Linked DNA regions of Homo sapiens: region 1 is linked to region 2. Evidence: read pairs that join two places in POLR2A ChIA-PET (ENCODE). Cell type or tissue: OCI-LY7. All regions are shown on one strand.

Region 1 (4,000 bases), 360 kb after region 2:
TTAAAATACTAGAATTTATATGTTTCTTAAAGTCCAAATAGTTTAAAACAATTCTGTTTAAGAAATAAATCCCTTAAAAATTGGTTTATTTCTCCTATTGCCATCTATTTCATCTCTTCCCTCCTGGAGCACTTACTCGTGGACTGGCCACACACAAAAAAGATGGCAGCTCAGTGAGCAGGCAGCGACGCAGCGAGGAGGTAGCTGATCTCCGCTGATGGACAACCTGGTCTGAGTAGCCACTCACTGCTTTACAGTGGCTGCTGAAAACAAGAGACTGCAAAATAAAAATGCAAATGAATGCCAACTATAATTATGTTTAATGTAAGCAAAATGAAAAAAAAAGCCACATATTAAACATCTAACTTTAAGAGCTTTCTTCCCTGTAAATACTATTAATTCTAATAAACAACCACTAATTAGAACCAAGTATATAATACAGTTGAAGCCCATGTTAATTTCAAAATGTGGTTTTATTAATATACCTTAAACAACTGTCATTTATAATTCTACCTTTTTCTGGAAGAGATATTGTTAATCAAAAACAGGCACAGCAAAACTTCATTAGACAAATCACTTGTATGGGAATGTCAGGGGAAGTTTGGTTCATCTGTTGCACTGTGGATGCAAACTCATGTCTTGTGTTGAAAACAATGATGACCAACACAATTTCCTTCTAAATTTTTTTTTTTTTGAGACACAGTCTTGCTCTGTCACCTAGGCTAGAGTACAGTGGCATGACCTCAGCTCACTGCAACCTCCACCTCCCAGATTCAAGCTATTCTCATGCCTCATCCTCCCGAGTAGTTGCGACTACAGGCGTGCACCACCACACCTGGCAAATTGTTGCATTTTTGGTAGAGACAGGGTTTCACCATGTTGGCCAGGCTGGTCTCGAACTCCTGACCTCAGGTGATCCGCCTGCCTTGGCCTCCCAAAGTGCTGGGATTACAGGCATGAGCCACTGCACCTGGCAATTTCCTTCTAAATTTTTCTTTAAGGCAGTTTAGCACCATTTGTTTTCTTATTAATTTATTCAGAGTAATCAATACAAGGGGTCAGTAACAGGAAATTCTATCTCTTTAGTGCCTCTGACAACCATTTAAAATATATTTATTGTTCACTTATGTTGCCGTATCAAAAATGTATTTTAGGCCGGGATCACCTTTAGGTGATCACCTGAGGTCAGGGGTTTGAGACTAGCCTGGCCAACATGGCGAAACTCTGTCTCTACTAAAAATACAGAAATTAGCCAGCATGGTGGCGGATGCCTGTAATCCCAGCTACTCAGGAGGCTGAGGCAGGGGAATCGTTTGAACCCAGGAGGCGGAGGTTGCAGTGAGCTGAGATCGCACCATTGCACTCCAGCTGGGTGAAAGAGTGAAATTCCGTCCCAAAAAAAAAAAGTATTTTAACAGACTTCATAACTCATGTTACAGCTTCAGGTCACAGCCAGTCATATGAAAGATTTTAAGTATGAAATGTTCACATACAAATCACTCCTCAGTGGGACATGGTGTTCTATATAAGAAATGCAGAAGTTCCTTCCTCAGTATGTTATTCGTTTTATCTTTGGATCTGCATTCTTATTTGTTTTACTGATATCTCAATAAGGCAGGTTGATGACCAAAATAACCATGTAGATGAAGATAACATACAAGGCAGTCTAATTTATACATTGTTGTAAGGTCAAGAATACAAACTGCAAGATCAGAACAGCAACCTGGATCCTCTGTAAGAGAATAATAGTTATAATACCAGTACCAAATCACTCTGAGGATAATTTGTTCAGCTCATATCCTGCTCTTCCACTTATACAGCTTTATTTTCCACAGGGCTTACATCTCTGTAAGGAAATGGGTTCTTAAGGCTCATAGTTTGAAAGCAGTGATCTCAAGTTGTCTAGTACGACATATGCACTGTTATCTGTTTCCCTGAACCAATCAGCATCTTCTAAATAACTGTCATCAACAATTTGAAGACTATAGCTATTTTCCAGGATAGCTGGGCTGTCTTTAGGTGGTTTCTGACTACAGACTACAGAAGTGTTTACAACATTTGATATACTGCTAGGCCCATGTAGCTATGATATGTTTGGCCTTTTCTCTAAATGTTGAGGTCCCTGTCATTACCCAAAGAAGAATTTTAACATTCTGACAGCTTTTCAATAACATCTGTGTTCCCATCTTGATTTTGGGTAGCATCTCCGTTGAAGTTCATTATCTCTCTACATGTTTATGCCCATTATCACTTGAATGTCTAACATGAGTATCGTTACAAAGATTAGCAGGCTAGGTGTCAGACTGTTCTTCCAATACTGAATAATTAGGAGGAAAAAGGTAAAAAGATGTAGCCACGTTTTTTGTTTGTTTCCTGAAAGTGCATTTCTGACATCAGCAGTAGCCCATCTTGCTCCCTCACTGGGGAGGAGAGATGACAAGTCTAGCAACTTCTGCTCATCACCGCCAGCTAAGTAGTAGTTCAGGGCTGCCAGCTGGGACATCCACTGTCAATCAGACCATTCCTGGGCAGATGGCTGAGGCAGCAGCAGTAGCTGACCTGAAGACTTCTGAATTCTTACTAACTTCTACAGACCAGTCACTAAATAATGTCTCTATCAGGTATCGCATTAATTCATCTTCATTTTGAGTATTCTAAAATTCAAAATTCAACAGAAACCTGTTTCTTACTTTGTTCCAATAATATAAAGGTAGAAAATAAAAGAATGAACATTTCCTCCAATTATCTTCTCTTCAGCACTGTAGTTATTACTAAGAAAAGAATACAACTCACCATAGGGAGTTCTTTTAACAAAGCACATTATTTGTTATTACCTTTCTGGAAAAAGTCTGACTAGCAATAATTCTATTCCCAGGGGTGGTCATTCCCAAATTAGAACACATTCATTTATTTTTATTTTTGGGACAGAGTCTTTCTCTGTCACCCAGGCTGGAGTGCAGTGGTGCGATCTCGGCTCACTGTAACCTCTGCCTTCCCAGGTTCAAGCGATTCTCCCACCTCAGCCTCCTGAGTAGGTGGGCCTACAGGTGCGCACCACCACGCCTTTAATTTTTGTATTTTTAGTAGTGATGGGGTTTCACCATGTTGGCCAGGCTGGTCTTGAACTCCTGGCCACAAGTGATCCCCTCTCCTCAGCCTCCCAAAGTGCTGGGATTATAGGCATGAGCCACCACACCTGGCCAACATTCACTTATTTTATTTTATTTCTTTTGGAGACAGAGTCTCACTCTGTAGCCCAGGCTGGAGTACAGTGGTGTGATCTTATCTCACTGCAGCCTCTGCCTCCAGGGTTCAAGCAATTCTCCTGCCTCAGCCTCCCGAGTAGCTGGGATTACAGGTGTGCGCCACACCTGGCTAATTTTTGTATTTTCAGTAGAGATGGGGTTTCACCATATTGGCCCGGCTGGTCTCAAACTCCTGACCTCATGATCCGTCCACCTTGGCCTCCCAAAGTGCTGGGATTACAGGCGTGAGCCACTGTGCCTGGCTCATTCACTTATTTTTTATGAGCTGGGTTAAAATAGTATTCTCATTGAAGTTGCTAAGTCAAGGTGATGTATAGCTTTCTGATTCCAGGTTTTAAAAAATAATAACTATGTTCAAAATGCTCAACATATAGCCTCAACTTTAGAGAAACCCTGACTACCCCTAGAATGTTTTACCCAATATATACTTTTCTAGATTCTTTTCTCTTAACATTAGTTCCATCAAATCTGGTTTAGTATATGTGAACCTTGGTACCACCACACTATCCAATTTCCCTTCATGTAGCAACATGAACTGCTAGACATTGCTAGATATAGAAAAATGTATGCCTGACATGGAAGAATACAAAGAATACCTTAAGCAATATTGTAGATAGAAAAGAAAGTTTGTTCATTACTTCTTTAGTCTAACTTGGTCATGAAAGAAAGAAAGAAGAAAAGTGAAAGAGAAGGGAAGAGGGAGAAAGAAAGAAGGAAAGGAGGGGAAGGAAAAG
Region 2 (4,000 bases):
AGTTCTCTATTCTGTTCCATTGGTCTATGTGTCTATTTTTATGCCACTACCATGCTGTTTTCAATATTATAGCTCTGTAATATAATTTGAAGTCAGAAAATGTGATTCCTCCAGTTTTATTCTTTTTACTCAGGATAGCTTTGGTTATTCTGGATCTTTTCTGGTTCCATATACATTTTAAGTTTGTTTTTTCTATTTCTGTGAAGAATGTCATTGGCATTTTGATAGTGATTGCATTGAATCTGTAGATTGCTTTGGATGGTATGGACATCTTAACAATATTTATTCTTCCAATCCATGAACATGGAATAGCTTTCCTTTTTATGTGTCCTTTTAAATTTCTTGTATCAGTTTTTTTTTTTTTTTTTTGAGACGGAATCTCACTCCATCGCCCAGGCTGGAGTGCAGTGGCATGATCTCCATTCACTGCAAACTCCGCCTCCCGGGTTCACGCCATTCTTCTGCCTCAGCCTCCTGAGTAGCTGGGACTACAGGTGCACACCACCACATCCAGCTGATTTTTGTATTTTTAGTAGAGACGGGGTTTCACCATGTTGGCCAGGATGGTCTCGATCTCCTGACCTCATGATCCACCTGCCTCGGCCTCCCAAAGTGCTGGGATTACAGGCGTGAGCCACCACGCCCGGCCGTGTCAGTGTTTTATAGTTTTCATTGCAGAGATTTTTCACTTCTTTGGTTAAGTTTATTCCTAGGTATTTTATTTTATTTGTAGCTATTGTAAATGGGATTACTTTCTTGATTTATTTTTCAGATGCTCATTGTTGGCATATAGAAATGTTGCTGCTTGGCCGGGCACAATGGCTCATGCCTGTAATCCCAGAACTTTGGGAGGCCAAGGTGGGCGGATCATGAGGTCAGGAGTTTGAGACTAGCCTGACCAACATGGTGAAACCCTGTCTCTATTAAAAACACAAAAGAATTAGCCAGGCATGGTGGCACACGCCTGTAGTCCCAGCTACTCGGGAGGCTGAGGCAGCAGAATCACTTGAACCCAGGAGGCAGAGGTTGCAGTGAGCTGAGATTGCACCACTGCACTCCAGCCCGGGCGACAGAGCAAGACTCCATCTCAAAAATAAATAAATAAATACAAAAATTATTTGGGTGTAGTGGCACATGCCTGTTATCCCAGCTATTTGGGAGGCTGAGGCTGGAGAATCACTTGAACCCAGGAGGCAGTGGTTGCAGTGAGCCGAGATCGCGCCACTGCCCTCCAGCCTGGGTGACAGAGCGAGATTCCATCTCAAAAAAAGAGAAAGAAATGCTGATGCTTTTCGTATGTTGATTTTGTATCCTGCAACTTTACTGAATTTGTTTATCTTTACTGAATTTGAGTTTTTTGGTGGAGTCTTTAGGTTTTTCTAAATATAAAAGCCTATCATCTGCAAACAGAATAATTTGACTTCTTCCTTTTCAATTTTGGGTTCCCTTTATTTCTTTCTTTTTTCTGATTGCTATAGCTAGGACTTCCAGTGCTATGTTGAATAACAGTGCTGAAAGTGGGCATGCTTGCCTTGTTCTAGATCTTAGAGAAAAGGTGTTATCAAAACACCAGGTGTTAGGCCGGGCACAGTGGTTCACACTTGTAATCCCAGCACTTTGGGGAGCTGAGGCGGGTAGATGACTTGAGTAGCTGAGATTACAGGCATGTGTCACCACACCTGGCTAATTTTTGTATTTTTAGTAGAGATGGGGTTTCCCCATGTTGGCCAGGCTGGTCTTGAACTCTTGACCTCAGGTGATCCACCTGCCTCAGCCTCCCAAAGTGCTGGGATTACAAGTGTGAACCACTGTGCCCGGCAGTAGGATGAGTTTGGAAGTATTCCCTCGTGCTTTATTTTTTGGAATAGTTTGAGTAAGATTAGTATTAATTCTTATTTAAATGTTTGGTAAAACTCAGCAGTGAAGCCATTGGGCCCCAGGCATTTCTTTGCTGGGAGAATTTTTATTATGGCTTTGATCTCATTACTTGTGATTGGTTTGTTCAGGTTTTGAGTTTCTTCATGGTTCAATCTTGATAAGTGGTATGTGTCTAGGAATGTATTTGTTTCTTCCAGATTTTCCAATGTATTGGCATATAGTTGTTCATAGAAGCCACTAACAATCCTTTGAATTTCTTCTGTATCAGTTGTAATGTCTCCTTTTTCATCTCTGATTTTACTTACCTGGTTCTTCTCTCTTTTTTTTTCTTTTTCTTTTTTTTTTTTTTTTTAGATGGGGTCTCACTCTATCGCCCAGGCTGGAGTGCAGTGGTGCGATTTCGGCTCACTGCAAACTGTGTCTCCCGGGTTCACGCCATTCTCCTGCCTCAGCCTCCTGTGTAGCTGGGACTACAGGTGCCCCCCACCACGCCTGGCTAATTTTTTTTGTATTTTTAGTAGAAACGGGGTTTCACCGTGTTAGCCAGGATGGTCTCAATCTCCTGACCTCGTGATCCGCCCACCTTGGCTTCCCAAAGTGCTAGGATTACAGACATGAGCCACTGTGCCCGGCCTTCTCTCTTTTTTTCTTAGTCTGGCTAAAGGTTTGTCAGTTTTATCTTTTCAAAAAAAAAAAACAACTTTTTGTTTTGTTGATTTTTGTATTGTTTTCATTTCAAATTCATTTATATCTGCTCTGATACTTATTATTTATTTTCTTTTCCTAATTGTGGGTTCAGTTTGCTCTTACTTTTCCAGTGTCTTTTTTTTTTTTTTTTTTTTTGAGACAGAGTCTTGCTCTTTTGCCCAGGCTGGAGTGCAGCGGCACAATCTCGGCTCACTGCAACCTCTGCCTCCCGGGTTCAAGGGATTCTCCTGCCTCAGCCTCCCGAGTAGCTGGGATTACAGGCATATGCTATCATGCCCAGCTAATTTTTGTATTTTTAGTAGACATGGGGTTTCACGATGTTAGCCAGGCTGGTCTTGACCCTTGACCTCAGGTGATCCACCTGCCTTGACCTCCCAAAGTGCTGTGATTACAGGCCACCGTGCCTGGACATTACTTTTCCAGTTCTTTAAGATGTATCATCAGGTTATTTACTTGAAGTTTTTGTTATTTTTTGATGTAGGCACTTATAGCTATACATTTCCCTCTTAGTACTGCTTTTACTGTATCCCATAGGTTTTGGTATGTTATGTTTCCATTATCATTCTTTTCAATAAATTTTTCAATTTCCTTCTTAATTTTTGCATTGACCCACTGTCAGGAGCATATTGTTTAATTTCAATGTGTGTGTATATTTTCCAAAATTCCTGTTGTTATTGAGTTCTAGTTTTATTCCAATGTGGTCAGAGAAGCTGCTTGATATTATTTCAATTTTTTGAATGTTTTAAGACTTGTTTTGTGTTTTAACATACGGTCTATCCTTCAGAATGATCCATGTGCTGAGGAGAAGAATGTGTATTCTGCAGCCATTGGATGAAATGTTCTATAAATATCTATTAGGTCCATTTTTTCTATAGTGCACATTAAGTCCAATGTTTCTTTGTTGATGTTCTGTCTGGGAGAAAAAGAGTCTAGGAGATCTGTCCAATGCTGAAAGTTGGGTGTTAAGGTGTCCAGCTATTATTGTATTCAGGTCTATCTCTCTCTTTTGCTCTAATAATATTTCCTTTTTTTAAATCTGAGTGCTTTAGTGTTGGGTGCATACATACTAATAATCATTATCTCCTCTTGCTGAATTGGCACCTTTATCATTATATAATGACCTTCTTTATCTATTCTTACAGTTTTTGTCTTGAAATCTATTTTGTCTGATGTAAGTATAGTGACTTGTTCTCTTTTGGTTTCCATTAGCATGGAATATCTTTTTCCATCCCTTTGTGTTAAGTCTATGTGCATCTTTATAAGTTAAATGTGTCTCTTGTACACAAGAGATCATTGAGTCTTGTTTTTTTATCCATTCAGCCACTCTGTGTCTTTTGATTGGAGTGTTTAGTCCATTTACATTCAATGTTATTGGTAAGTAGGGACTTACTCTTACCTTTGTTTTCTGGTTGTT

The links. Peaks named below come from ENCODE experiments on the same cell type or tissue, not always from the same donor. Only the 100,000 strongest peaks of a DNase experiment are listed, where the experiment ranks them.
Region 1: POLR2A ChIA-PET joins it to region 2 with 7 read pairs; 3 of 35 experiments call an interaction of 5 or more read pairs at or near these places.

Annotation. Positions count from the first base shown.
Region 1 is chr15:41,027,460-41,031,459 of GRCh38, forward strand. It overlaps INO80 (INO80 complex ATPase subunit), which reads right to left. Exons shown (of 36, transcript NM_017553.3): 25 at 137-277. It overlaps INO80-AS1 (INO80 antisense RNA 1), which reads left to right. Exons shown (of 5, transcript NR_170322.1): 5 at 130-432. Among named protein-coding and RNA genes, the nearest start is that of INO80-AS1, 13 kb to the left of the region's middle. In OCI-LY7, no CTCF peak of the experiment used is centred here; no DNase peak of the experiment used is centred here.
Region 2 is chr15:40,671,042-40,675,041 of GRCh38, forward strand. No RefSeq gene overlaps it. Among named protein-coding and RNA genes, the nearest start is that of RAD51-AS1, 22 kb to the right of the region's middle. In OCI-LY7, no CTCF peak of the experiment used is centred here; a DNase peak (open chromatin) is centred at 1,590; H3K27ac peaks cover 563 bases.